Regions from separate parts of the Mus musculus genome. Here all the other regions are linked to region 2. The links are chromatin loops, found by intact Hi-C in ENCODE. Cell type or tissue: gastrocnemius. All regions are shown on one strand. Each heading gives the region's core, and the rest is flanking DNA. Links, peaks and the distances in the headings are about the cores only.

The links. A loop is a pair of places that touch in the nucleus more often than their neighbours do. Peaks named below come from ENCODE experiments on the same cell type or tissue, not always from the same donor. Only the 100,000 strongest peaks of a DNase experiment are listed, where the experiment ranks them.
Region 1: it touches region 2 in a loop (4-fold over the local background); 21 of 42 quality-filtered maps call a loop at or near these places.
Region 3: it touches region 2 in a loop (7-fold over the local background); 21 of 42 quality-filtered maps call a loop at or near these places.

Annotation. Positions count from the first base shown.
Region 1 is chr9:31,908,390-31,918,631 of GRCm38, reverse strand. Barx2 (BarH-like homeobox 2) reads left to right here and starts at 5,347. Exons shown (of 4, transcript NM_013800.2): 1 at 5,347-5,727. The coding sequence starts at 5,541. Gm31497 (a long non-coding RNA gene) reads right to left here. Exons shown (of 3, transcript XR_379218.3): 3 at 7,434-7,619. In gastrocnemius, for the core only: a CTCF peak has its summit at 5,589; DNase peaks (open chromatin) are centred at 3,608, 4,797 and 5,517; H3K4me3 peaks cover 4,938 bases; H3K27ac peaks cover 3,729 bases.
Region 2 is chr9:31,572,696-31,582,937 of GRCm38, reverse strand. Gm31408 (a long non-coding RNA gene) reads right to left here. Exons shown (of 4, transcript XR_379214.3): 3 at 4,145-4,448; 4 at 3,153-3,988. Among named protein-coding and RNA genes, the nearest start is that of Gm31408, 18 kb to the right of the region's middle. In gastrocnemius, for the core only: a CTCF peak has its summit at 5,694 (motif pointing left); no DNase peak of the experiment used is centred there; H3K27ac peaks cover 2,569 bases.
Region 3 is chr9:31,920,235-31,930,476 of GRCm38, reverse strand. No RefSeq gene overlaps it. Among named protein-coding and RNA genes, the nearest start is that of Barx2, 12 kb to the right of the region's middle. In gastrocnemius, for the core only: a CTCF peak has its summit at 5,587 (motif pointing right); a DNase peak (open chromatin) is centred at 4,437; H3K27ac peaks cover 424 bases.

The DNA.
Region 1 (10,242 bases), core at 1,465-9,464, 340 kb before region 2:
TACCACTGGGTGTCTGAAACTGCTGCTGCTTCCTTCTTGAGGGTCTGTCCTTGGTGAAGGGACAGCAGGTGGAAAAGGGGCATCCTTAGTGAGTCTCCAGGCTTCTAGGGTGTTGGTGTAGTATTCTGATAAACTTCATAAAGCCAATTTCTTGTTTCCTGGCTACACCAGTTGGGATAAGTGAGACTCATAAGCCATGTCCAGAAACATGTCTAAATGATATCTGCACAGTACAGTTAAAGAGAGACTCAGCCAGGTATTTCTATAATCTTAGCACTTGGGAGCTGAATGTAGGAGGATCTGGAGTTCAGCCTTGGCAACATAGTAATTACAAGAGAATCCTAGATACGTGAAACATCATTCAACACACACACACACACACACACACACACACACACACACACACACACACACACTGTAAAATTTTAATCTATATACTTAACTCCTCCAATTTGGAACTACCTGGATGATTGACTGAACTAACTTTCCTTCCTTCCTTCCTTCCTTCCTTCCTTCCTTCCTTCCTTCCTTCCTTCCTTCCTTCCTTCCTTTCTTCCTTTCTTCTTCTTTCTCTCTCTCTCTCTTTCTTTCTTTCTTTCTTTCTTTCTTTCTTTCTTTCTTTCTTTCTTTCTTTCTTTCTTTCTTTCTTTCTCTCTCTCTCTCTCTTTCTTTCTCTCTCTCTCTTTCTTTCTCTCTTCTTTCCGTCCTTCCTTTCTTCCTTCCTTTCTTCCTTTCCTTCTTCCTTTCTTTCTTTCAAAAAAGATTTATTTATTTATATATGAGTGGTCCATTTGCATGTATGCCTGCATGACAGAAGAGGGCATCAGATCCCATTACAGATGGTTGTGAGCCACCATGTGGTTGCTGGGAATTGAACTCAGGACCTCTGGGAGAGCAGCCAGTGCTCTTAACTGCTGAGCAGTATCTCCAGTCCTCTTTCTTGAAAAAAAAAAACATTGTTGTTTTATACTGTGACCACAGTCTCCCCTCTCTCCTTTCCTCTCAATTCTCCCTACATCCCTTCTTCCCCAGCCACTCTTTCTCTAATTTACTGAACTTTTTCATCTTGGCATTAATGCTTAGTGCTTTATAGATACAGCTATTGCCTTTTTTATTTTCCAGTTTGAACTTGGCTTTTAGGAATTGCATGATGGCTCTACTCCATTCTTTGTAAGCTCATTGGTCAAGTGGATTGCATTTGTGGCCTCTCTTTAAAAGGTGCCTTGCAGTGTATGAGCACAATTTTGTAAATTAATATCATCATTAGAAAATAGGCTGACCTCCTTGTATACTCCCTGTAGCTTGTTATTCGTGCAGCCTGGTCGGGCTGCACAGACAGCAAGAGGTTTTGGCATGAATCTGGGGCCCAGGGGAGTATTAACTTACAAGGCTTTCCCTATTTTGCTTTTACATATCTGAAAGTATTTCAGAACTTAGTGGCTGAAATACAAGTTATTAAATACACGTGGCCAGACTATAAGAAATGCTTTTCTGCCCTCTAGGTCCCCTTTGAAGAAAAGGTAGCTGAGAAATGAACTGGTGTCTTTGTCATAATTACACCTGATTGCAGTATAATCAAGATTATAAAAGGATCCTTAGCTAAAAGTCAAGGTGGGTCCTACATGGAATTTAAGTGTCATATTTGGGGGTTAGAAAAATCCTTTCATGAAACTTCAACAGTTCTTGGTGAATGGAAGATAAAAATCAGAAGGAAAACTTTGGTTTTCAGGTCACCCAGCCCAGTTTTTATTCCAGTCCCCTTCTCTTATGCTGAGCTGTCTTAGGAATCAGAGGCCAAATTGGGGAGTGGGTGTGTGATCCTGGGAAACCTGTCCTTCAGAGTGTGAATTTTTCTCACCGTGTATGCTCACTGCTCAGTGTAAACAGTCTGGCCCTCTCCATGTGTGTTCCTCTGCGGTCGTCGGGGTCGGTCGCAAGGGCAGACACTGACCGAGTATGATGCCTGGACACTGAAGAGTGTCTGCCAGTCTCCAGCAGCTGGAGAAGGTTTGAGCCCCTCTGGCAGATGTTTCATGTTCCAGCCACTTCATTAACGTTGGAAACAAAACCCCCACTACTCTTCTGACCAAGGTCCCACTTGTGATTGACAGCTGGGGTGTGCTTCCTCCCAGTAGGGATGCTTTGCAATCTAAGTGTGGCGCAGAGAGGGTGAAAAAAGGGGAGCTTGAAGGGGGGAAAAAAGAAAATAAAAGAAATTGGGCTACATGCCATTGTTCAAAGCTCAAAATTAACAAGGAAAGGGGAGAGACTCATTTAAAGAGAAAGACAAATTTAGTACAACTAATTAAGAGTTGATGTCCCATCAAACACATTATTTAATTTTATTTCCAGAGCTTCCATACAATCATGTGTTCATGGCACATTCACTGAGAAGCGACCATGTGTCAGGCACTATATGATGGTAGGGGGTGAATAATGTTCAATAAGGCATCGGCCATCAGGAATTCACTATCCATCGGGTGAAATAAACAAAGAGCACACTGACAGAACTGCTGGGATAGGGGCAGGAACAGTAAAGGACAAGCTTAGGGATGAGACGAGGCTGCTCGAGAGGAGGTTGTATTTGGATGTGTCTCTGGTTTTTCTGGGCAAAGAAGAGAGGGGAGGGGTGGCAGAGCATTCCAATTAAAGGCAAGGCTTGTAAAAGGCCAACCCTGTGAAGTAGAAATTAGGATTACCGTTTGGAAATGAAAAGCCAAGGTCAGTTTAGGGAACGAATACCAGACAGCCAAAGACTCTAGGCTCCAAGATTCAGGGCTGCTTATTCCTTCCTTCAGCGGGAATTTGTTCTTCCAGTCCCCTTCCTTCCTTGTAGGGGGGGGTAAAAAAGAGAGAGAAAGTTTGTAAGGCACCGATGGGGGATGCTCTCTACTTCTTTGGCTATCAAAATTCACTAGCTTTCAAGCCAAATTGACAGGAGGGTTTAAGTGAATTTTGTGCCTGAGGCTCTATGGGAAGAAGGGAGCAGTAAGACGACAGAATGAGGCCCCACTTGGAAAGACTTGTCATGGGGCCAGTCCATTCCTGCAGACTGGGCTAGGAGTTCAAGCACTTGGTCTGTCTAAGAGCTTCCCTGGGTACGGGTTCACAAATGCCACTCCTGACTCGAGTTTGGAGAGAGAAAAGGTGGAGAGGGAGAAAGAAAGGGAAGAAGAAAAAGAAACAAGCATGCATTATGGGGGGAAGAACGGAACGAAGGGCAGAAGTAAGGAAAGAGAAAAAGGAGCCCAAACTTAGAAGCCCCAAAGGCGAGTACCAACGAGGGAAAGGGAGAAATGAGAGGGGTAAAAAGAGGGAAGAGCCAAGAGAAAGAAAGAAAAAAGGTTGAAGGACAGGAGTGCAGGACAGAGACAGGGTTACCGATAGTGAGACCCAGAGCGCACGCCTTCGCGAGACCACTCCGGAACCTGCTAGCCTAAGCGCAGCGGCACGCTCAAGCTCCGGCCCTGAGGCCATTCGGATGCCGGGCTCCGAGCGCTGCAAGCCGGTCTCCCTGTCGCCTCCGTCAGACTCAATTCCCGCCAAGCACTTAGTTTCTTCGTGGCTGCCTATGGTGCGGCATGGCACTGTACGGGTGACTCAAGAGAGCAGCGCCTCAGGATTAGCACGGCAGCGAGTGTTGCGCTGGGTCCCTGGCCCCTGGCTCCTCGCGTAGCGGGTCGAGGCGACCGGTGGCGCACCCCGACAGGTCCTAGGCCCTCCGTCCTCCACAGCAGATAGTCCACAGAGTCCAGGGATAAAGGCAAGGACCTCAGCCTCTGGGGTACCTAGCTGCAGTGCTGGCTACCTATGTCTGGTACAGCAGAAATAAAAGCAATCTCAAGAGTTAAGAAGGAAAGAGAAATCAGGCAGAGGCAGACACACGAGAAATAAAAATCATTAATACGAGCTGATGCCCACAGCAAACGCTCGACTATGATTCAGTCTATTAATGCCTATTTTCTTTAAGTGTTTAATCATTAGTTCAGCAAGTTTGTTCCTTAGCGAGTTTAACCACCGGCCCAGGTGCGCGTCCCGACTTGCTTCCGCGGCTAACCATGCTCGGAGCGCGTAGCCACGGGATCAGTCGCACCGTGCGAGCGTCAGGCAAACACCATCGGCTGTTTTGTCCCAAATTCTGTGTCCCCGCTGTCCGTTTCTTTTCCAGCTTGCGCACACCACTTCAGGGGCACAGTCTTGGGGGCTGGGAGTGCACCCGGAGGTCGTTTCCCACGGCCGGCCGGCCGGCTGGAAGAGTCACTGACAGCAGGAGCTGTCCTAGGCGCTTAGGTGCGGGCCGGACGCTCTAACGCAAGGATTGTGGTTAGGAACAAAGTTCGTACAGACATTGGTAGGAACAGATTCTGAGATTAGGACGCTAGGAAGAAAGAGGCAAACCATCCCCCAATACCAGAAGTGTGTTATACCCCGGAATGGAAAGCGGGATTGGGCACTAGGAAAAGCCAGAATTTGGGCTAACTTTGGAAGGGCCGCGGGCACGTCGCGATCCCGCTGTTTTGGCCCTTTCTGGCAAAAGAAAACCGTTGTATGAACAGAATTTAAACACACACTCACACACACCACATTACTACCCTAGTTTATAATTGGGATAACGGAGTGTGCTAAATTCATTTGTAGTTTGGGGTCGTAGTGAGGCAATCAAGTTTGCAACCTTGGAGCAAATGCCCCACCTCGGGAGCGCACGGCTGCAGCGCGGGCTTCGGAGCTGTGGGCTGGGTTGAGAGAGGACACTGTGGTTTAGGGAAATGGCCCAGCGGGGACAAGTGAGGCTCGGTGGTCGTCGGAAAGCGCGCGCTCTGGAGCCCGGAGCTTCGCGATTCTGGATGAAGATGCCACTGCTTTATGGCAAGAGGTGTGGACATAGCTGCCTATAGGGTTGCGGGGGCGGAGGGGCGGGAGCGGTGCCCCCTTTAGCAGGACTGGCGCTAAGGGAGGACAGAGGGGCGATGCGACTCGGAAAAGTGGCGGCTAGACTCCTGAGTCCCTGGAGAAGGAGGCGCGCGCCCGCAGTCCTGCGCGTGCACACACACACACGAGCGCGCGCACACACCCGTACACACACCTGGAGCTGGGGGAGGGGGAAAGGAGAACCGGAGCGAGTGTCTTAAAATAGAGCCGCCTGGGGAGCGCTCGACTCTCGGATCGGCGGGAGGCAGCGGGCAAGAGCGGTCGGACCCGGGGTGCGCAGGTCAGCACCCCAGCCGCACGGGCGCGCAGGGGCGGGGTAGCGGCCGACGCCCCTCGGCTCGCGCTCCGCACCTGGCCCTGCAGGAAGTGCGCGCTGATTGACAGCTGCGGTGTCCCAAAAAGGCTGTAGTCAAAGATGCTGCTCGGCGGGTGGGTGTAGACGCAGCAGGCGCGCCCGTGCCCTCTCTGCTTTGCGCGCCTCCCCGGGCCCCGCCGCCCCTCTGGCTGCCGAGGAGCGGGGCTCAGGCCCCAGCCAGCGAGCCACCTCCTGCGGTCCCGGACGGCCAGGCGCTCGCCGCGCTCAGGTCGCCAGGCTCTGGTCCCGGCTCACCATGCACTGCCACGCGGAACTGAGGCTGAGCTCACCCGGCCAGCTCAAAGCAGCCAGGCGGCGCTACAAGACTTTCATGATCGATGAGATCCTCTCCAAGGAGACCTGCGACTACTTTGAGAAACTTTCCCTCTACTCTGTGTGCCCGTCGCTGGTGGTGCGACCCAAGCCCCTGCACTCTTGTACCGGTAAGACAACCGCTGGGCGATATAGTGGGCTGCTGTACTTTTGCCCGTGTGCGGTCGCCTCTGCTTTCCAACCTGAGAGCCAGAGGGACCAAAGGATTCTTTTCCTGCGTCCTTGCAAGAACAGACTCGCCCGCCAGTGGTGGGCATTCAAAAGCGTTTGCAACCGGGCCTGGGCAGGTACTGCTCCCTGGATGGGAGATGAGTTAAGACCAAGTGGTCCTTGGAGTGAGACGCCAATGTAGCATAACTGTCCTGGCTTCTTGGAGAAAGCGTCCTTCTCCCTGGCACTACCGGGGGTTTTAGTGAGAAACTTCAAACACTTGAACAGATTCAGTGCCTAGGCGGTTTCACGCAGTGAGCTTGTCAGTTTCAACTTTAATTTGGTGGTCTCATCTTTCACCTAGAGTTAGATTGCCCAGCCTCTTTTGTAATTTTACAGGTAAATCGGTTTCATGGGCTTCAAAATAAACTTGTGACTACATCAAACTTTACTTAAAATGATTGCCCTCAGGAAAGTAGTTTTGGGCTGTGCTGAGTTTTGACACAAGCAGAAAGGATAAACCCCTTGTTTGTTTTAAGTGACTAAAACCAACACTAGTAACAGTTTTTTTAAAAAAAAAAAAACCCTCAAACCTGGTTTCCTCTGTCCACAAAAACTAGACCAATAGGAAGGAAACAGAGAATTTAGTAATTACATTGAAAAAGTAGATCTGTAGGAAATCAATCCAAAGACATTTAAAACAGGGTGTACATTTAGAGAAGCTCTGGGTTTCAAAGTTCCCTGGCAGATGGGGATCAGGCTACAAAAAAGTTAGGTGGAGCTAAAACAGTTGAAAATATTTTCAAGGAAGTTCTTGACTGTGCTTTCCACTGAGAGCAAACAAGTGCTTTGGGCCTTTGGTTCTGTGCTTGCTGTATGACTGCCATGAAACAAACTCACGAAATTATAATTGGAAAAATGGAAGTGTGTGCCCACTGCAGTGGTTCCCAGACTTCTTTTCTGAACTTCGGGGATAAAAAGCTGCTAAATGTAATACTTGGAATTCCATCTCTCCCACGGTCCAGCCATGCTAGTCACTAAGTCTAAATAATAAATATGGGGAGAGGTTTTTCCCAAATCAAGTTACTCCTACATTTGGCCATAAAATGAATATTTCACTTCTTTCAGCAAGGTAGTTTTAGACTTGATATCCCACAACAAGCCTTGTAATACTGAATTTTATAAACAAGAAAATAATCAAGGTATACATTAAATAGATTTGAGAAACAAGATAGAGGCCCACCCTGCTGGCATTTTGTCTGCTATATATGTAGAGTCTCCAATGAGTCATCTGTGAATGTTTGGGGCTGGAGAAGTAGGCTAAATCTTCTCTTTGAGAACATTTATTTGCCACAACAATAAAATCCCAATGAGGACCCCCCCCCGTGACAATTCTCATTGTACCCCGTTGAGTCTCGCTACCCAGAAGATAGGTTCAGTTCCTGAGGGACCCAGGGCCCTGTTTAGTACCTGCTGCCTTTCAGGGGCTTTGATGTAATTCTAAGGCCACTTTCCATGGCTTGTGGGAGTCACAGAGTTGGGTCATGCAAGAAAACATGCTGGAAAAAGAGAGGGAGAAAAAGGCCCAGAAAGTTTTCACGTAGTCAGTCCAGGCTAGTTCCATGATTTATGGAACCTTGGGTGGGAAATAAAACAGGCACACTGCAATGATTCAAAGGCAGTTTTGTGAGCAATAAAGGTGAGTTGACATGGTCGCAGGCTTGTCCTGTGTTCCTAGAAGTTCTTGGTTTGCTGCAGGAGAGGTTATTTGCGGTGGTTTTCTTGCCTTCTTTTTCCATTCTTCCCCCTGGATCGTTTCTTTCAAAATGTGCTTGATTTGCTGTAGTTGAGACTTAAAATATAGAAAGTAGGATTTGCTAGTGGAATTAAACTCATAAAAACTGGCTACAATAGTTGATACTTCCAGATCGTAAGCCTACAGTGGGTTTACGGTTACAGAGAAAGCCTTGCGTGTATGAGATCATAGGAAGCCCATTAGAGACTTCTCTGGGGTTTTATGCTTTCAAAGCTGTCTTGTACTTTTTAACTGTCCAAATCAGGGTCAAAAAACAAAACAAAACAAAACAAAAAACAAAAAACCCTTAGCTAGGATAGCTACAATCTTTTAAAAATTAATTAAAAATAATAAAACTGGAGTTGCTGGTATCTACAGCGAAACAGTAATGCATTTTTCTGGATAGAGACAGATGTGCAGCCTAGGTGGCCGAAACACTGTCGGAGAAATTCAAAACAAGTGGAAACTTACACTGGAATTAAAGTGACCAATTTTCTCATTTTTAAAGTTTGCACACCTCCACCAAGCTTAAGTAACTGTGACAGAAGTGAACTCGGTCAGGCAGAATGTTGAAAATGAAGACTAAAAATCTCTCCACAATCTGCTCCACTGTTGACCAGCGTGTTCAATAAGCATGAAGGATAAGGGCGGAACAAAAGCCACATTTAGAAGACTTCCACCTAATTAAGCAGTCCGTGTTGCTAGATTTAGTAATCCAAGTGGCAATGCATGATATCAAATCTCCGCAGGCAGTAGAGTGTGTATTTAAGTAAACAGAGGAATGGAAACCTTTTTCATTAGTCAGATAATCACCTGGCAGTCATTCATTACTAAACATTCTCCCTTGGTGGAACACTCATCATTAGAAAAGTATTGTTCATTTTAACAGGTCTTTATTGAAAACACAGCAGTTTTACTCTTACAGAGTGACTTCTAAATGTTTTTTTTTTCTCCCCCAGTAGTTTCTCCTAAATCCAAGAAAGAGAATTGATACTGAGAAAGAGAATCCTTTTTAAGTCAAACTAAAGGAAAGTTTCATCATTAAATTAAAAAAAAAACATACCCAACAAACTAAAGTAAGCCTCCATTTAAACAAAGTTTACCACTCACGTCCTCAGTGAGGTATAATTTTTTTTTTAACTTAAATGAGTATGTGACTCGTACGTCTTATCTTTAAATCTGATAACAGTAATCCTCATACAGAATGAAAACAGATTGCCAGTTGGAAGTCAGAAATCGTGTCTTGAATAGTAGAATGGTGTCAGTGACTCAAAGTTTACCCAAACGATGTACACGTTATTATTTTATAAATACAGCACAGCTTTTTGGGGTATGCTGATGTTGTCTGTTTTGGGTCATCAGTAACTCCAAAGTCATTGAATAAAACTGGCTCCTCCCACTGGGCTAGATTGCAAAGCCATGGGCACTTTAATTTTTGGAAGCTTTGACTTATGTTTAGATCTTTTAGAAGTAGTCAGAGTTTCTACATTCGAGGAGTGTTCAGAGGAAGCCGGTAACTTGTTTCACAAACACAAGCATGCAACAGTTTACCCTAAGGGTTTTCCTGTGAGATTATTGATAAACAAACCTACAGTATTATAATTAATTTTTGTTCTTAGAGTGATCTTACAGTTCCTCATGCTTGTCTGTGGGGAGAGAATACAGATATTTGGACACTTTTATAACATGCAACTTTTCATTATTCCAGTAGAATCTGTATAGTCTGGCTCCTTTTTCCCTCTTGGGCAGAATGGTTCTACTGAATCTATCTGTGATTTTTTTTAGTGTCAGTCCTTTAGGTCTGCCCACGGTGTTGGAGCTGGCAGGGGCCGGGAGGTTAATCTTCCAATCTTCCCAAGTGGAAGATCTATCTATCTATCTATCTATCTATCTATCTATCTATCTATCTATTGCAAAGTCACAGCGCCACATTAATGTTTTGACAGAGTTCAATTTACTTTTTATATCACTGTTCTTGTCAGGATTCTCAGAAATCAGGGAAACTGTTGTATCTTGGTTACACACCCTGGATAAACTCCCTGGGTGCAGTCACACCCAGGGGACAGTCAACCAATTAAAAGGGGGCATTTTGGACAGGACGATTATCTTAGGAGGTGGCATTGAGAACATTTTATCCTCTGGTGGGTCCACGAGAAACGAGTTCTTTGGGGTGGTGTCCTTGGGCACATTTATCAAAAAGACTGGATGGCATAGCAGTGAAAAGCTAAAGGAGGCCCAGACATGTGTTGTAGATCGCAAGTGCTTCGTGAAGCTGGCTGTACCGATTCCCCCAAATCTCAGCTCTTTTATTTGGAGACCAAATCCTGTAGCATATTGGGAACTTGAGAATCGGGCCCTGGAATGTTAATGGAGAACCATAAATCAGGGTCTGGGAAAATGGTGGTCATTATCAACGCTGCCAGAGGCAAGCAGGCTTTTCTTAGCGGTTACTTCCACGGCTCTCTCCTGCTCCCATTCGAAGGGTGAACACACTGAGGGACACCTAGCTCCTCAAGGAACTTGCTCAGAGTCAGAGTGTATCCCGAGAGGAGCTGGTGACTTACCACCTCTTAAGTTTTACAATTCTCTTTTTACATTGTGGTGTGAGGGGTTCCTCGGGAATTGGCTTTAAGAGCTTATGAATCATTTACGAGCCCAGTCTCTGCTGCTGCCGATTTTC
Region 2 (10,242 bases), core at 1,083-9,082:
AAAAATTTTGTCAGGGCATTGCTTACAGAAGCATGGGTGGGGGCGGTATCTTCTCTACTTCCGGGAATCTTCTAAGATGAGGCAGGGGGCCACCTTACAGAAAGACAATTGGCAAATGGTGAATGTACAAACTGACTCTTAGCAAGCTAAAGTCAGGGGTTGGCCAAGAGCCCTACATCAAAAGTCTAAGCAGGCTGACAACTCCCGAAGCAGGAGGATTGCAGTGTTGGGAGACCAAATAAGTGTGTGTGAGCCCAGTTGCTTTAAGTTGGCTTAAAATCAAGATTTGATTTGTTCTGTAACTTCAATAGCATTAGGGGAAAAAGGAAAGAGTCTTATGTTTAATCTCAAAAGGGGGTGGCTTTATGAAAATTGTGCAACTTTGTTCTTAGATAACATACATCTTTATTGAAGCAAAGGCTGCGTTGAGCTAAATGCTTTATTCTCCTCTTCATTATTCACCCCGGTAAGCAGTAGGCGTTCTTTTCCCTTTGTGGGAAAAGCTCTCTGAGAGGCCTGGGATTATGAAGATAAATAAGCCTAGTCCTCAACTCTGAGAAAAGCATAATCCAGCAGTTGGGAGCTGGCTTGAGAGGGAGTGACAAGTCGTTCTCACGCGGGGCTGGTTCTGCTACAGGAAGAAGATGGAGGGAGTGGGCTTAGCCTGAGTCAGGAGTCTCACAGGAGCTCACAAAGAGAGGACCTTGAAAGGATCCTTCAAGGCGTCAGACAAACCATGCAAAAGCATGGACAGGTGACTATTTCTGAGTAGCCATGAGGGAGTGCTCACAGCTGCCCCAGGATGAGAAAAGGTGGCAACTGCGACTTGGAAAACCTGGGTACCAAGCCACTGAATTACGGATGTGTTTACAGGTGACAGAGACCCACTTTTAGACTTAAGGACAGGGTGGCAAAAGCCCTGAGTCCTGTGGAAGCCATCTGGGGTATAGACAGGTGAGGAGCGGCTCTGCACAGTAGGCAGAGGAGACATTAGGTGGCAACTGCCGTAAGGGAAGTCTGTGCACTGGGATCTCTTCTATGGTGGCCTGGCTCACACACTTAGGTGTCCATCACACAGAACTGTGAGTCTAACCTTAAGCTTCACAAGATTTCTATCAGAAAGGGAGAATAAAATTGGGATGAGAATGGAGTAATGGGGTCGGGGGGAGGCAGAGAATCAGCTTTTACAAGAGAGAGAAACATGGAAAGATAAAAATCGACTTTAGAAAAGAGCTCAGAGGCTGGCAATGGAGTTGAGTGGTAGACTTCTTGCTTAGTGTGCGCAAGGTCCAAGGTTCAATCTCCAGCAAAGGAGGAGAAGGAAGAAAGAAGGCAGAAGGGGGAAGAGAGGGAACTCTAGAGAAAAACAGAGAAGTAATATCCCTTTGTTCGATGAAAAGCTTTGCCCCGTATCCTGGGAGAATACTTTGGGGTTCTCCAAGCAGTTGAATTTTCCAGGCCTCTGGCCTCCAGCCTTAAGTCAACTAGCTGGCAGCTTCTGTCCTGCAGGTCCCAGCTCCACCATGTTCTGAGATATGACTGGCTCTGCTCGGTTCCATGTGGCTATGAACAGAGCTGATCTCCCTGACTCAGAGGTCCTGACAAGAGCTGGGCCCCAGGAGGCCAGGCTCCCTGGCAAGCCCAGCTCCTCTCACCACACCTGATATCAAGAGACAATGATGTATGCTCCTAAATGGACCGGGCTGACTAGGGAGACCAAGCCCTTGTCAGTCAAACGCCAACAGGGCAGCTCTGAACCTGCCGGCTAGGTTAGTCATCACCTTTATAAAACAAAATACTCCAATAATTAATACGGGGCAAATTAATTAAAGGAAGTGGGAGCATTGCAAGACCCATTATGAACTGGGTGATAATTATTAGCAAACACAGGAAGAGGTTGACTAAGTGCCCCTGCCTCCTGCTTCATTGGCAGTGAACTAAGCCCTGAAATCCCATGTGGCAAAGGTCAGAAAGGAACAGAGCTCTGCAGGGCTCAGCCCACCCGTCCACAGACAGCACTGCAGGGCTGAGCCCACCCGTCCACAGACAGCACTGCAGGGCTGAGCCCACCCGTCCACAGACAGCACTGCAGGGCTGAGCCCACCCGTCCACAGACAGCACTGCAGGGCTGAGCCCACCCGTCCACAGACAGCACTGCAGGGCTGAGCCCACCCGTCCACAGACAGCACTGCAGGGCTGAGCCCACCCGTCCACAGACAGCACTGCAGGGCTGAGCCCACCCGTCCATAGACAGCACTGCAGGGCTGAGCCCACCCGTCCACAGACAGCACTGCAGGGCTGAGCCCACCCGTCCACAGACAGCACTGCAGGGCTGAGCCCACCTGTCCACAGACAGCACTGCAGGGCTGAGCCCACCCGTCCACAGGACTTCACCTAGAGACTGCCTGACTCAGTTCTTTCTCTGATCATTCTACCCACTTGAGAAGTTTCTAGCATTCTGTCTCCCCGTGAGTTATAACTCCAGCCCTCCACAGGTATAATCATGGGCTTCTAATGTTTTTTATGGAAGAAAAAAAAATTTTTAATTTAAAAAAAAATTAAAAAGGATCTCCACTCTGTAATAGCCAGCCATGACTCTTAATGAGCACTCCCCACTGCAGGTGACATCCTCTGGGGACAAAGAGCCACACTTGTCTGGAACAAAATTTGTAAGCAACTGGAAACACTGTATCTAGCCTCATCTTTTTTCCCATTTGCACAATATGTATTTTGGATTATTTTAGATCTATCCAAAGTGATTGGCATGCAGATTGGAAAGAAAAGAGCAAAACTGTCCATTTGTGCATTGGGTGGCCTCAAGAGAACCCACAAAAGTCAACTGAAAAGCTACCAGAATTGAGAGTTATACGGAGTTTTAGAGCTGGCCTTCAAAACTTAAACACAAGGTAATAAACCTCAGGAAAGAAAAGCATCATCTATGCCAACACGGAAGGAAGAAAATACCTAGGCAGTAACTCATCAAAAGTAATGTGTTGTTTGTACCCTGAATTCAAAAAATAATCTCCAAAATAATATTGAAAGAAACAAGAGACCGCCTAGATAAATGGAAAGATGCCTTGGACTGGAAAGTCTGATGTTGTTAAAATGACAGTAGAACCACACGGACCTGAAGATTCAGGTCTGGCATCTTCTTTTTTTTTAGAATTATTTATTTATTTACTTATTTTATGTCTATGAGTACACTGTAGCTGTCTTCCGACACACCAGAAGAGGGCATCGGATCTCATTATAGATGGTTGTGAGCCACCATATGGTTGCTGAGAATTGAACTCAGGACCTCTGGAAGAGCAGCCAGTGCTTTTAACCACTGATCCATCTCTCCAGCCTGTCTGGTATCTTAATCACGCTCCTCCACGCTCTTCCTTGACTCAGTTTCCAACATGTGCAGTGATCACCTGTGGTCCTGCTGTTTCTCTACCCCAGCTCACAGCAGAACAGAGTTCCTCAGTAGAATGTCAGGCCCCACGAAGAGAGGCTTCAGGACAGTCAGGGCTCTCTTGCCACACCTCGTATTGGAGGAAACGTGACGCTTCCACCCAAGTGGAGCAGGTTGAATTGTGAGTCCACAACAGCCACAGGAAACTAAATGTTTCCCTGCCCTGCTCCACTGTAACAAAAGCTGCCAGGGTGAGGAGGTCCTTGTCTAATTTCCTAAGATAGTCTGTGAACGTAGAGTAGTGCCTAACATGTAGTAGGCAACAAATAGGCACTCCATTGAGTAAGGTGTAAGATGATAGCAGGCAAGTTCGGAATGACTCTGTAAACTTTGTATAACTTTAGAGGTGAGGGCCCCAACAGCATTGCCCTTCCTGTTTCTGTCTGTGTCACTGTTGTGTTTGGTGCACTGGGAACTCTGGAGAAGCAGGAGGGTTTGAGACTGGAGCTCCTGCAGCAGGTGACCACACAGGCTGCGTGGTGTAATCGGAGCCTCCGAGAGGCCCTGGTGTGCTTGGGAACTGGCCAGCACCTGTGAGGAGATAAGAATAGACATCCTTGAGTTTATGGTTGTCCCAAGCTCTGAGCAGTCCTAAAGTTATAGACCAAGCACTCGCCCCTCCCCCGGGGGGTCCCAGGGCACATCACCAGCACACTCAGATTGATTTCAGACCATGGGCCAGCTAACCTTGTATTCCAGGGATGCAGTGAGCAGCATGTCTTGCTGCTTCTATTGAAAGCCCTGTCACTGGTCCCAGTCCTTGCTCTTCTGAAAGGTTGTGACCCACTTCTGAGACTGTACATTGCTACGGAAGGTGGTGAAGCCAGTTCTCAGCTATGAGAGCATTCCATCCTCCCTGGTGCAAGGCTCCAAGTACAAAGTGTGCTCTGCCACTTGGTGCCTCTGGTGAAAGCGGCTGGCCTCCAGAAACTCAGCAGGTCCCAGAAGACAGTGTTTCTTCAATGAAGTGGAGAAACGCTTGCAACCATTCCTGGTAATAGATAGCATCGCATTAATCCAGGTCTCTGGTCAGAGGCCAACTGGAGTTTTATCTCTTTCCTCAATGATGCTTAAAGTGCCAGCATATTTTAGCTGTGGGGCAAACAGAGCCCCCAAGGTGGAGTGGTAGGCCTCTGTAGTTACTTGTCCACACAGGTACAGCCGTCGGATTAAGAGAGCCACACAATATTATCAGTTTTGCTCACTTGTTGATGGAGCCTCGAGTTTGAAAATCTAGTCTGGCCACCTACTAAACGCCGAAGTCCTCTTCAGTGCCCTCTAGAGCATGTGAGTACACACCATCTCCCCCTTGAGTGATTGTAACTGGTGCTAACTGGAGTCCCTGAATCTTCTTATTCCTTCCACAGTGTATGTCTCGAAGCCTTCCCTCCTGAAGCTTTCCAAAGGCTCTTGTGGTCCTTGGATTTGAGTTCAGATTCCTGATACAGCCTGTCTCCTTCTGATCCCTGCAGCCTATTTCTAACCACTCTTCCATATCTCCTCCAGGAAAGCAGCTATCTCTGTCTTTCCAGTCCCACATAACAGGCCCCGCCCCCTCACATCACAGGCCCCGCCCCTTCATATCACAGGCCCCGCCCCTTCACATCACAGCCTCCGCCCCTTCACATCACAGGCCCCATCTCTACATACTGCTTCCTCCTCAGTGATGTCTCTCTCCCGTGGCTTCCTCCTTCCTCCATCCCATCCACTGCCTTCAACCTCTCTTTTAACACATTAATTCCTACTTATGCCTACAGTCTGCTGCCTTTGGCTCTCTTCTGACCCCTAGACCAGGTTGTTTGTCCCTGATACGTATTGTCCTCTGTCTGAACTCAATGATCTTAACTCCAGAACAGCTTTGTGATGGGCAGCTGCCTACGGACCTGACAGCCCATCCGTGCCCATTTAATCTTCTTTACCAATACCTGGTGTGGTCCTGGATTATTGAGTGTTCACTGGGTAGAAAAACTGGACTCATTTTCAGAATAGCTACAAATTTCCCTGTGTGCTCTTCCCTAAGTCTAGCCTTCAGCATCCCGTTCACTACATACCTGGCCCCTCCTTTTCTCCCCTGAAGTAGCTGCTGGCATCTCCTTCTTACTCACTTACGAGCTCAGTGTCGGATTCTTTCCCTAGATAGTAAATTCTCTTCTACTTAGAACTCAGGTCCCTAGAGACATTGGGAATGAAGAATTGCCCAGTTAACTTTTTAAAGCTATCAGGAGTCCTGGCACGCCCCCTAGAGGTGATGATAGTAAAGTTCTTTTATATAAAAAAAAAATCTCTACCAGCAACCACCAACACTCCGAGAAATAATAACCGGCAAATCTAGAAAGGTCGTGAATGCTTGAATTCACAGATGAAAGTCCCCAACATGTAATGTGAATTGAAAACATATGTACAGAGGTCTGGAACACAACCCAACTTCCCAATCATAAATAGCCTCTTGAATTTAGAAGTCCCCCATGATGTGACAGCCCATGAAGACCATGCGTGTGGGGTCCACAGACTTCCAGATGATCTTGAAGAGAAGCAATGACCCCATGCTGGCCCTGGTCCCTTCCAGTTACTCACGGCATTCTAAATCCACCCCACGGTAGATTCAAAGAGAGTCAGCCAACTCAAGCTCCTGGGGTGGACCCCAGCACCTGAAGTGGATCTTTCTTTCCTAACAGGGTGGAGAACTGTGACGGTCATCATATGAGTTAGTTTGACAGCCAAGGAAGCAGAGGTCTAAATTAACCAATGCCGTGTGGGCTCATTTCCACGGAACCTTCAGAAACTCTAGTCCTGGACCTATCTCTTTCCTATAAGCAGGAACAGTGAAACAGTATTGCAAAACTTTATGTTTATCATATGTTAATCTCTGATAGAACACCTAGAACATTCTATATAAACTTAGTAACCACAACGGATCAGAGGCATTGACAACAGACATTTGTGTGGCAACTGCACTGTGACATTCTCAGTGTTGTAAGCCAGGCACATCTCTGTTCCATTTCTATTGGGTCTGAAAGAAAGGTAAGTCTCTTTCAGCACTGGGACCCTGGGGAATTTTAGGGTCTGAAAGGTGAAGAAAGAGCCCTGGATTTTCTGTATGCCATATGCCGAGTACAGACCAGATACGGTCACTCAGGAGAAACCGATCAATCACCTCACATCCAAAATCTTGGATTTTCCTTAAAATGCAATGGTTCTGCCAAGACGATCAATGTTTATGAGTTTTGCACTTGAGAACACTCAAGATTCTATAGCCAGGTTTTTCAACTCATCTATAGATTGCAAGGCGTTTTTCAAAACTGTACGCGTGTTTTCATAATACTGGCATGGCATTTGTCTTTTCTTGTTTACCGTATTTGCATTTGCGCTGCAAAAGAAAAGATGGGCAGGAAGGCTTATCCCTTGGTACAAATAAAGCAATTACAGTAACCATTGCCTTCTTTCTAGCCGTGCATTCCTGGCTAAAGTGAAAAGACCACTTTCACTTAAGACTGTCCTCAATGAAAGCATAAAAAAATATTAATCTTCTTAAACCTTAGTCCTTTACATATCTTACAGTGGCTTGTGCTTGCAATCTCAGAACACAGGAGACAGAGATAGGAAAAGATCACAAGTTCAAGGCCAGCTTGGGCTTCACAGGGAGACCATTTTAAATAAATAAATAAATAGATAGATAGATAGATAGATAGATAGATAGATAACACATCCCACAGGGAGACCATTTTAAATAAATAAATAAATAAATAAATAAATAAATAACACATCCCACCAATCACTTTGCCACATACAGTGCAAAAGTTGTCTTGAGGGTAGGCAGAAGGTTGTAAGTTACAAGCTAAATCAGCAATTATTTCATTTGAATATGGATACTTAGAGGGCTTTTGTGGCTTTTCTTTAAATAAATAAAATGAGATTGTCACTTTGATGAAAGCAATTAGCAATAGTTGTTGCCAATGACAAAACTCAAGCTTCCAAGAAAAAGGTACATTTTGTAAAACTAGTTTCTACCACTGTAAATGTGACAACTTCCAACCTTTTAATAAGACCTCCCCAGGGTTACCAGTGGCATTATTTAAAACTAGGACTGCTTGTTTTATTTGAAAATGACTTGTGAACATTTGAAAAACATGCTTAACTAATTTCCAAATGACCATTATAACCAAATTGCACTCGAATGCAACCAAATCATCAAGAATTTAATATAGGGCTGGGAAGGGCTAAATCTATAAGGTGATTGACTATCTTGAAAACATGAGGACCCAAGTTCAAGTCTCAGAACCTACCTAAAAATATTAAGCATAGTGGTGTGTGCTTGTAATACCACCACCAGAGAGAGGCAAAGACTGGAGGATCCCTGGCACTTAATGGTCTAGGTGGTGAGCTCCAGGCCAGTGAGAGGACCCTGTCTTCTAAGGAGGTAGATGATGTTGCTGAAGATAAACTCAAGGCTATCATCCTATGGGCTTCACACAAACAGGAACACAGAAAGATGGAGAGGCAGAGAGGGGGAAGAGAGAGAGGAGGGGAGGGAAAGGCAGAGACAGACAGAGAGGGTGGGGAGAGAGAGAGAGAGAGAGAGAGAGAGAAGGAGGAGGAGGAGGAGGAGGAGGAGGAGGAGGAGGAAGAAGAAGAAGAAGAAGAAGAAGAAGAAGAAGAAGAAGAAGAAGAAGAAGAAGAAGAAGAAGAAGAAGAAGAAGAAGAAGAAGAAGAAGAAGAAGAGAGGGAGAAGGAGAAGGAGAAGGAGAAGGAGAAGGAGAAGGAGAAGGAGAAGGAGAAGGAGAAGGAGAAGGAGAAGGAGAAGGAGAAGGAGAAGGAGAAGGAGAAGGAGGAGAGGAGAGGAGAGGAGAGGAGAGGAGAGGAGAGGAGAGGAGAGGAGAGGAGAGGAGAAGAGAAGAGAAGAGAAGAGAAGAGAAGAGAAGAGAAGAGAAGAGAAGAGAAGAGAAGAGAAGAGAAGAGAAGAGAAGAGCATGTATGAAATTTGATTGCCATTTCCGTTCCATGTTTGCTGATGTCTTGCTAATTTTTCTTTTCTTTCAAATTCCTCCCAGTACATAGCTTTCATAGAAACATCCACTTCTGACTAGAGCATTTTGCTGCCGACTGCAATAGCTGTTGGAATGGAAAATTCTCCTCCTTTCAAATTTCCATTGAGACCTTCCCAGGTGACATAAAATGACACACCAGGAGCCTCTCCTTTCACTTTCCTCCCAGTGGCTCTCACTTCCTGGAATGCCTGCCACGTATTTAGATTCAGACTTCCCACATGGGCAAGGAAAGTTTACCACAGGATTGCTCCAAGTGGTAGATTACATTCATTGATGGGTTTTGTGCATCCTCATTCTGGACCTGGGTACCTTCCTGTCATCAGTGATGGAAATAGTTCCACCTGACTAGGAAAGGCAGCCAAGCAACCCTCTCTGTGCTTTCTGGAAATGCCTGGCTCTCTGCTCCTCTGAGCAAAAGTGGAGATGAATCAGGGTGATTGACTTCACACCCCACATTACAACTTCCAAAAAACATCAGTGTTGTATGGGCTAGGGATAAACCTCAGGGGTAGAGTTCTTACCCAGCATGCTTCAACTCTGAATTCAATTCACAGCACTGAAAAAATAGCTACACACAAGCATATTGTCATTCCATTGACATAAAAGAATAAAGTTAGACTACAGAGTAAGGGGAGCGTCACGCAGTGACAGAGTACTTGCCTAGCATGCAGAAGCTTCGGAGTTTGATCCCTAGCACCGGGTTTTTGTTTTTTTCACCGAACTCGGGTGTGTCCTTGTGCATTCAAGGCAAGCGCCCCATCACCACAGAGCAATGTCTTGTCCTGCTTTCTCCATTTGCTCTTCAATGTCTGGTTTCAGTTCAGTGTGCTGGCTTGGTCCTATGCTGTTTTTCTCTTTCTTTGCACGCAATACGCGCATGCGTCCAGCATCAGCCCCGTCTCAGCTTCTGGTGTTGAGACTCAGAGACTCTGGCGTTGCTTTAGACCGCCTGATTGCATTTTTTTTCCATCCTCCTCTTTTTCTTCCAGTTTTGGCAGGAGCCACCTAGTCTTAGCTTCACATTTCTTGCCGTCCCTTTGCATTTGCTTTCCCCTATTTCTTCTGCTCTGTGGCTATGACACTAGCGACGGCTCTTACAATGAGTATTTCTTTTCCGTTTCTACACTTACAGACTAATATTTTTGTACCTGCATACCATCCTGTTTTTTTTTCTTTTCCCCGATTATTGGACTTGATGGAGTAATTGTTTTATTGCTCATTGCTATATTTTCATAACACGCTTATTTATTAGTTGTGGTTGCTTTTACTCTGAATAGACTAACAACATAGAAAGATCAGCTACTGAGCTATACCCCTAGACCACTTGGAGAAATGAGACCTTAGCTCTACTACAATCTAAATGCAAGTATTTTCACTGGAAGAATATAGGTGCCTCGTTTTTAAAATCTAATCAGTGACCTAATGCCAGAGATGCAAGTTCCCATGCAGAAACACAAAGTATGCGATTCCTCTTTTAAACCACTTCAGAAACGGAATGAATTGGGTGGCTTCCCGATAAAGAATTTGAAAGAATGACTATAGGAGTGCCCAACGAGATTGAAAAGGATATAGATAAATTCCTATACGAATTCAAAACAAACAACTAAATAAAATTTCGGGTGTCAACACAGGATATAAAAAGATCAGTTCATAAAGAAACAGAAAGGCTGAAAAGTAAAGCTGACCTCTTAGAAATGAAAAGTTTAGTAAGTCAAGTTCAAAGCAAGAGACTTGATGGAA
Region 3 (10,242 bases), core at 779-8,778, 350 kb before region 2:
AACATGTTACCTCCTCTCTGCCCCACAATGTCTGGACCCTCACGACCTCTGCAAGCCTCAGAGGAGACTCTTCTGCTAAGAAGCTGCCTGTTAGCTTCAGTGTCCCTCAGTCCTCACCTACGCGGAGTGGACTTTTCAGTAATGTGGATACCTTTGAATTGCTCATGTCCCTGTAAGTAATTCTAATAAACTCATTGGCTCAACAAGGTACACTTGAACAGAATAATTTCTTTTATCTGTGGTTGCTACACTAACTAGAGTTAATAGAAATTTGTTCACATTTCTCCAGGAAAGCCTTATTAACTGTGATTCTAATTTTGTACTCTCAATAGCTTCCAAGTGCCTCTCTGGCCAAGTGGGCTATACATTTGGTTACACAGTACTTACATAATTTTGACTGACTTATTTCAATTAGTGTAATACTTAGAAGACTCATTCACATGTAGAATATATCAGAAGTTTATGCCTTTGTATAGCCAAGTAACATTTCACTGTGTGTATGTAACCTTTGTTGCTTATCTGATTTCCTATTGATATACTTGTGTTCTTTCTATTTTTTTTTTTTAGCCACAATAGATAATGTAGTGAGCATCTGAATATATTTTTGTGTTTCCTCTTTAGGACTATTTTGAGTACATTTCTAGGGCTCTATATCTGGGTGATGTGTGTGCGCTAGTTTGAATGAGAAAGCCCTCCCCCTCCAGTCCCGGTATGTTTGAATATTTAGTTCTCAGTTGGTGGGACTGGGACCGATTAGGATGAGGACTTGTTGGGAGAGGAGTGTTACTAGGGGTGGGCTCGGAGGTTTCAAAAACCCATAGCATTCCCAGTTAGCTCTTTCTGCCTTGTGCTTATAGATCAGGATGCAAGTTCTTAGCTACTTTTCTAACACCATGTCTGCCTGCCTGCCCAACATGCTCTGTTACAATGGCCACGGACACACTTTCTGAAACTGTAAGGCCAATAAGCTCTCTCCTTTTTTTTAAGTTGCCATGGTCATGGTGTCTTAGCATAGCAATAGAAATAACTAAGACAGTGTGGTGATTTTATGTTTAGATTTCTGAGGAACTGCTAGGCTACTTTTATAACAGTTGCGCTGTTTAACTTTCTCACCAACCACATCAAGGCAAGGGCTCTAATTTCTCTACATCCTTACCAACACTGTTTTTTATGGTAACATGTGTGAAGGATTATATGCTTATGGTTTTGATTTATTCATTCTATTTTCCCAATGATGAATAATACTGAACATCTTTTCTGGTCTGGGTTTGGCATTTCTATAATAGCTTTGGAGAAAAATTTATTTAAGCCTTTTTTTTTCCAGACAGGTTAGTTTGGACTGAATTTACTGTCTATCATAGACTGGGCTCAAATTTCTGGCCTTCTTCCTGATTTAGCATCCCAAGTCTTGGGATTATAGGTATGAATCACTATACCTGGATTTTAAATTGTATCATTTTTCTTTGTTTCTTTCTTTCTTTCTTTGTTTTTTGAGGCAGAGCCTCTTTGTGTAGCCTTGGCTGGCCTGGAAGTCCCTGGGTTGTACACTCTGCTGGTTTCCAACTCAGAGAGATCTGCCTGGCTCTAGCATGCTAGGATTAAAGTCATGTACCATCACACCCTGATCTCATATTTTTTGAGGCAATACCTTTCTATCCAGTGGTCTAGGCTTGCTTGAAGTTGCTTTGTAGTCTAAGCTAGACTTAAACTCATGCTTTTCCTGTCCCAGGCCCCCGATGGCTGGGATTATAGGAATGAACACCATGCATGGTTAAACTCAGCCATTCCTGCCGTTGACTTGTTTGCTTTTCTCACATCAGAATCACCCTCAAGGGGGCTGGAGAGATGGCTCAGTGGTTAAGAACACTGACTGCCCTTCCGAAGGTTCTAAGTTCAGATCCCAGCAAGCACATGGTGGCTCACAACCATGTGTAATAAGATCTGACACCCTCTTCTGGTGTGTCTGATGACAGCTACAGTCTTACCTATAATAATAAATAAATCTTTGGTCAGGAGTGAGCAGAGGTTCTGAGTTCAATTCCTAGCAACCACATGATGGCTCACAACCATCTGTACAGCTACAGTGTACTCATATACATAAAATAATAAAAAAAGAATCCATTGCATACACTAGCAAGATTTTATCGAAAGGACCCAGATGTAGTTGTCTCTTGTGAGACCATGCCGGGGCCTAGCAAACACAGAAGTGGATGCTCACAGTCAGCTAATGGATGGATCACAGGGCTCCCAATGGAGGAGCTAGAGAAAGTACCCAAGGAGCTAAAGGGATCTGCAACCCTATAGGTGGAACAACATTATGAACTAACCAGTACCCTGGAGCTCTTGACTCTAGCTGCATATGTATCAAAAGATGGCCTAGTCGGCCATCACTGGAAAGAGAGGCCCATTGGACACGCAAACTTTATATGCCCCAGTACAGGGGAACGCCAGGGCCAAAAAAATGGGAATGGGTGGGTAGGGAAGTGGGGGGGAGGGTATGGGGGACTTTTGGAATAGCATTGGAAATGTAATTGAGGAAAATATGTAATAAAAAATATTAAAAAAAAGAATCATCCTCAAGTCTTGCAGATTCAAACTTCTGAAAATGACTCCCATCTCTCCTGTCACTTCATCTCCATTCCTTCAGAAAGTAGCCATTACTCACTGGCCTTGCTGTGGGTGCTCCTTAACTGGTCCCCGATCCCTCTCTGCTCCTCTCACATGTACACTTGTGCGAGTGCTTACATCACTCCCTTGCTGGGGAGTTTTCAGGGTAAGGGTAAATTGATGCTAATGTACAAGGTGCTATGGTCCTGGGCTGCTCTTCTCTCCTCGGCCTCTCCTGACCTTGCCATCAGTAACTACGCTCTCTCTAGAACTACACATGTCACCTGTAGACCACCCAACAGTTTGCTTCACTTGCCTCTCGACTTGGGATGTTTCTCTTGCCCCCTCCTTGAACAATTTTCACATTTCATTCACTTCATGCTAACTCACAATCTTCCTTCAGGCCTTAGCTCGGATGCAAAAGTGTGGGTTTTTTTCATCCCCGTTTCTGTGATTCTTCCATGATCTTCTCTAAGACGGAGCTATAACTGGACTAGTTTCGAACATACCACCTTGGGTATAGGTAGCGGCTTGCTGATTCATTTGCCTGCTATTCTGAGGAAGGAGTGTCCATTTTTTACCCATGTTTACCCATACTTCCAACCCCACCATTCCTGAGACAGAAATGATGCTCAACAAATAATTAAGTAAATTACCTCTTTATTAGAGTTTTGTCCATTTTCTCTAGCACAGCCATGCTTGTGAGAAGGCAGTGTAAAAGGAAAATGCTGTATTGAACAATGTGCTATTAAATATCAAGAAACAACAATGTTCCCAAACCCGGTTATCTGATTGGCTAAGCAGCCACTAAGAATGCAGGACCCAAGCCAGCTTCTTAATGATTATCCACAGTGCTTTGTAGTTTGCGCTGGTTTCAGCCAGCCACATGAACTAGAGCTCAGCTCTGAAATGTTCGGCAGGACTGGATGGTTGTAGTGACATACAAACTTGCTTTTCATGCCTGGCCAGACTGGTTAGCTTGGTATGTCCTATTGCAGGGCAGGAGAGAATAAGGAAATAGGCATTTCATGTGAAAAAGTCCTGTCACTGCTGCCAACTCAACAGTGTCTTAGTCATTTCTAAGGCCAGAGCTTTTTCTTCAGGTTAGAAAAGCTGAGATGTTTTCAGTCTGCCTTGTTCTATGGACATCCTATTATTAATATATTTTTAACCTTACATTTTCCAATTTCAGCCACACTCTCCGTTCCCTTTCTCAGAACGTTTACTGCCGTAGTTAAACGAGAGCAGCTGTGTTTGTAAGTCTAGGGTAATGTGAAATGCATCCAAACTACAGTGTAGTAGGCACATGTACACTAAAATACACTGTAAGGTCACAGTGTAGATCATATTAGAGGTCTGCCAAGTGTACTAATAGAGTCTCTAAGGCTCATTACCTCAGGTCAGTGGGCTTTCAGTATCGGTTGAGGTCCATACATGCAGCTTGGATTTGGTCTCACGCTGTAGCATCAGGGCACAGCCAGGGTTGCCGAGTAGGGTACTGTAAACATTCTTCCTGTATCATGGTCTGCTCCCATATCTTTTGTCAAATACACGTTACAAAGTAGCGTTAAATCACTTAAATGATTTTAGATGACTATTCAAGTCCTTGATGAATTTAAGATCAGCAAACAGCCTTCCCGGCCACATCTAAAGCTGGTTCCGGATATGGGAAGTGCAGTGGTTAGTGATGCTACTGACACAGTTCTATATAGTCTGCTCCACCACAAGCCTCAAGGGTCGCTGGAGAACGGAACAGAAGTTAGCGCTGACGTCAGCGCTTCAGTGGCTGTCTTCAGGCGCATTCCCGTGTCCTGCCAATAGAGGGAGCCGTGATTCCACCGCAAGCGCGAAGAACGTCCTTGTCCTCTGCCAGAGGGCAGTAACTGCTGCTCTGAGGTCTTGCTGCTGCCTCAGGCTCCCATGGGTTCCAAGCAGAGTCAACAGCTAAATTTGCTTGCTGATTAATCTTTGTCAGGGCCATGCTCAGGGCTGGACGGCTGGCCCGAGAGCGCTCAGAGGAGTTCACAGCAATCCAATTGGCAACCCTTACTCCACATACTTGTCAGCTACCTTTCCTTGCTCATGAAATTTCTGTTGATTTTAAAGGGCAATGGGGACTATTCATATTTAGACTACTTCATAACCGAAGCTTCCTGGCCCATGAGATGATTATATATGTATGTATATATTCCTGTCAGTCTTCTTAATAGTCAAGTAAATTTCAATGTTATCAATGGCTTAGTGTATAAAAAGACAACAAAACTACTGGGCAGGCAAGTGAACAGTAGAAATTATATTTTTTTTTAAACGTAACTGGTACTAATCAGAAAATACTGTCCAATAGAGGGATAGAGGGTATTCTGAACTTGGACAAAAACAAAAACAACAAACAAACAAACAAACAAACAACAACAACAACAAAAAAACCCCAACAACTAGATTTGGGGCTCCACTCTAAAACTTGAGCTGTCTGTAGTCAGCCTAAGGGAAGCAGGTGAGTTCATTTTCCCCAATGTAAAACAGGAGTAGTACACATATTGGTTTAAATACATAGGACTGCTCCAGGCTCCCAGGGAGCAATGCATGCAAAACACTTCTGTAAATGTGTTATGCAAATATAAGATAGTATTAAAGTACACTTTTCATTAAGTATACAACTTTTGCTTCTTCTTCTTCTTTCTTTTTTTTTTTTTTTTTTTTTTTCAGACAAAGCCTCATTGTGGCCTAGAACTGCTGTGTGGACTAAGGTGGCCTCAATTTTACATTGATCTGCTAACCTCTGACTCCAGAGTGCTGGGATTAAAGCTGTGTGCCACTATGTCTAGCTATTAACTATACAATTTTTTAAAAAGATTTATTTATTTATTATATGTGTGTATACTGTAGCTGTCTTCAGACACTTTTTCTTCTCTCTCCAGCCCTGCTCACTCTGGCCCAAAGATTTATTTATTTATTTATTATATATAAGTACACTGTGGCTGTCTTCAGACACACCAGAAGAGGGCGTTAGATCTCATTACAGATTGTTGTGAGCCACCATGTGGCTCTTAACCACTGATCCATCTCTCCAGCCCAATATACAATTTTTAACTTAAATATTTTAAACATTTTAATATTAGAATTTTAAGTAGTCTAAATATTTTAGATATTTTAAAATTTAAATAGTTTTGGGGGAACTACCTTTTAATACATATAGTATATATTGTATATATATATTTATTTTAAATACACAGTATAAAATAAAATAGTAGAAATATTGTTTAAAACTTCAGAAAGGCTAGACAAATCCTGTAAATTTTCCTAGTAAAAATTACTAATTAATATTTGAATATGTTTTGGGACCAGTCTTCATGGACATGCATGTCCATGAACAATATTTCAAAAACTGAATTGTATTTTAGACTACATTGTTTAAATGGATTTTTTCACTCAGTATTAATAATTGACAGTTGTTTATCTTTATGTTGGGCATTGTTTAAATGTTTAAATCCCACAAGGGATTTAAAAGATACACATTTAAACAATGGATTTTACGTGTGTGTAAAGCATGAGAAAACTGAGGCTCAGAAGTGTGAAATAAATGTTGATTTTCCACAATTTAAATGAATCTCGTAATTAACATATGCCTTTCTGCTTAGGGCCTTCCCGTTTTTATTGTGTTGTTTAAAAATGCCAATTCTTACCTGACAAGGCAGGATTTGCACTTAATCCCAGGACCTGGAGGCAGAAGCAGGCAGATCTCAGGAAGTTCAAGGCCAGGCTGATCTACAAAGTGACTTCTAGGACATCCAAGGCTACCTAGAGAGATCCTGTCTCAAACAACAAGCAAAAGAAAAAGGAAACAACCCAAATAACAAGCCAACCCCCACAAACAAACAAACAACAAAACGAACCAAACAAAACACCTCAAAACCCAAAGAAAGGTCAACTCTCACACCCTAGGTGTTAACAGTTTTCAGGCAAGTTCTCCTAGACCAGTGGTTCTCAACTTCTTAATGCTGTGACTCTTTAATATAGCGCCTCATGTTGTGGTAAACCCCCAACCATAAGTGTAATTGTTTTTCTGTGACATAAACGTCTGGTATGCAGGATATCTGATATGCAGGATATCTGGTATGCATATTTGACCCCCAGAGGGGTCGGGACCCACAGGTTGAGAACCACTGTCCTAGAGCCTTATGCTTGGCATTATCACAATTGAGAACCGCAGCTTTGGTTTCAGTTTGTAGACTGAGATTGCCGCATCGTTCTTTGACTTTGACATGGCGCCAAGCTGCCCTCCAGAAGTGTCATACCAGGCCACATGCCCACACACAGAGTGTGATTCACTTAGGCTCTTTTATGTGTGCCTCTGTGCTCCAGAATGCAACCTTGTAAATGGCTTCTCTCTCAGTTTGTCTTTAGGCTCATTTATAGGCTGCTGGCCTCCATGTGTCTGCAGGCAGGTAGGCTATGCTCAAGTTTTGACCGGAGGCCTGGCATTTTCTTTTTTCTTTTCTTTTCTTTTCTTTTCTTTTCTTTTCTTTTCCTCTCCTCTCCTCTCCTCTCCTCTCCTCTCCTCTCCTCTCCTCTCCTCTCCTCTCCTCTCCTCTCCTCTCCTCTCCTCTCCTCTCCTCTCCTCTCCTTTCCTTTCTTTCTTTCTTTCTTCCTTTGATTTTTGGTTTTTTGAGACAGGGTTTCTCTGTATAGCCCTGGCTGACCTGGAACTCACTCTGTAGACCAGGCTGGCCTTGAACTCAGAAATTTGCCTGCCTCTGCCTCCCGAGTGCTGGTATTAAAGGCATACGCCACCACGCCTGGCTGAGGCCTGGCATTTTCATTTTGCTTGTCAGTAATTCTGAGCTTTTTAGGAAATGGTTTTTGTAGCCTGTTCAAGAATAGATTCTCAGGCTGGGCATGGTAGTGCATGCCTTTAATCCCAACAATTGGGAGGCAGATACAGGCAGATCTCTGTGACTTTGAACCAAGGCTAGTCTACAAAGTGAGTACCAGGACACAGGACAGCCAGAACTACACAGAGAAAATATCAAACATAAAAATATATATACATATCATTACACACACACACACACACACACACACACACACACACACACACACACACACACACACACACATTACAGATGGTTGTGAGCCATCATATGGGTGCTGGGAATTGAACTCAGGTCCTCTGGAAGAGCAGCTAGTAGTATTGATACCTGAGCAGTCTTTCCAGCCCTTATTTATTTTTAAAATGGAGCAAGAGTCTATCATACTGAGACTCTAAATAAAGTATTTCCCCATCTCCTGAAAAAAACAAAAAACAAAACAACAAAAAAAACCCTTCTTCCTTCTACTAAGAAAATTGGTTTCTTTGAATTTCATTGTCCCTGGAGCAAAGAACTATTTTTTTCCTCCTTAGGAGATAGAAATACATTAGACAAAACAAAACAGAAACTAGCTCATTAACAATTAACTCTGAATAATTAAGCTATCCAGCGAGTTCTACACAGACATCAGCGTGAGTGATTGTGTGCTCTAGAATATTCAGTAGGAAAGACAGTCACCTCTGACCTCCATACAAAGTTTATGTTGAACGGTATATCAATGATCGTTTCTAATCATCTCTGGCTTTTCCTTTTAGCTTAAAACTATATGCAGATAAGAAAGCTATAAAAATCAGATACAGCCAGGTAATCTGTCCTTAACGTCACAAATCAATATGAAAATGCTTTCTTTTTCTCCTGTGTATTTTCAATGGAGACTCTGTATGCTCTTGCAGATTTCTCAAACAGATCTTCAATAGAGTGCTACAAACCACAGGGTATTTCTTCCTCAAGTAACTTACAGAAAAGGCAAATCAAGACAGTGTCCTCAGAATGGCAGGGTCTTGGGACTCTCTCTCTCTCTCTTTCTCCTTCTCTGGGGGCTGTAGCCACATGATTTATGAAGATAGTGATTTGAAATTCCAGGTATCCGTTGAAGATGTCATATGAGAGGGCTGAAGAAATCAAAATTCTCTGTTGGTCCCAGATTATATTAGATCCTATAGAGAAGCATTCTGTGCGCGAAGGTTCCAGTGAAGAGCCCTGGATAGATATACTTTAGTCGATGAAAATCAAGTGCGGGATTTTGTTACACCGCGGGCACTGTTCTGTGATTGCTGGCACAGCTACTTTTATTTTATTTTATTTTATTTTATTTTATTTTATTTTATTTTATTTTATTTTATTTATTTTATTTCAGCATTCAGGGAATATCAAACAGCATCAGTCCATTGGCTTGCTTCCAACTTCCAGAACACAGAATTCAAACGAGCACGGAATTGTCTCACAGACATGAATAAGACAGCTTCACACCCATTACATTTTGGACCGAAGATCTGTCAGAAAACTTTGCAAGCATTAACTGATAAAAATTGCAACCTCTTTCAGGAATTATGGGCTGTATTCTGGCTTCCAAAGAGAAAACCAAAACCTATGGAGCTATATCCTCTTACTGTCTACTGGAAGAAAACAACTCCTTGTTCTGCCTGTACAAATGAGTAATCAGACTAATTCCCGTTCCCCCCACCCCCTGCGACTTGGCACAATTTCCTTTTGACCTGATTGAATCCACCAGATGTTTTGGCAGCTTCTGGAGACATATCTAAGTAACTTAATAATTGATTTAAGCAAACGTATCAGAATGTGGACTGGCAGTGGAATCAGAGGTTCTCTGTTCTGTAATAACTTTGAATTCCATTAAAAAAAAAAGGCAGTCAGCTTCCATAATTGAAATGAATAGAGAGATTGGCACCATTTTGTTCATTTACTCTGGTAATTTGCAGCCTGTTTAGGTCTTCACCTTCCTATAACTGTTGAAAGAAATGAAGGAAAATCCATAACATCGGAGAAATGGAAAAATTGTCCTGAGGCTGTCTGTTGGAAGTTAAGTAACATGTTTGTCTGCAGAAACATTGCTTGATTAGAAAAGGAGGAGGAGGAGAAGGAGGAGGAAGAGGAGGAGGAAGAGGAAGAGGAGGAGGAAGAGGAAGAGGAGGAGGAAGAGGAAGGGGAGGAGGAAGAGAAGGGGAAGAAGAGGAAGAGGTAGAAGAAGAAGAGGAGGAAGAGGAAGAGGAAGGAGGAGGAGGAGGAGGCGAAGAAGAAGAAGAAGAAGAAGAAGAAGAAGAAGAAGAAGAAGAAGAAGAAGAAGAAGAAGAAGAAGAAGAAGAAGAAGAAGAAGAAGAAAACAATGTAACTATCCCGGGATTCTCCGACTGATTTTCTAGGGTGGATACTTTAGGATACTTTAGCATTTCTTTCTGGTTTTGGATTATTTCACATGATGCTGTTTTATGCCAGAAAAATCATACTTTTTCCTTCTTGTTTTTTTCTCTGGGCACATTTGCTACATGATCATCTCTACAGATGATAAAGAATGTTACTTATGAATAGATCTTAGAAATGGAAGCGGTTTACATTGATTTACAGTCAGCAGAGACTGGTTGAGAATCCCACAGAGCTATGCTTCAAATGTGAAACTCCCAGTTACTGCACATGCTCTGCTTTTTTGTTTGCTTGCTTTTGCTTTCCGTTTCCTCTTATATACAGGCTAGTTCTCTTGACAATCTTGAAATGTTTAATAAATACAATTTTAAAATGTCTTTTTCCCCCC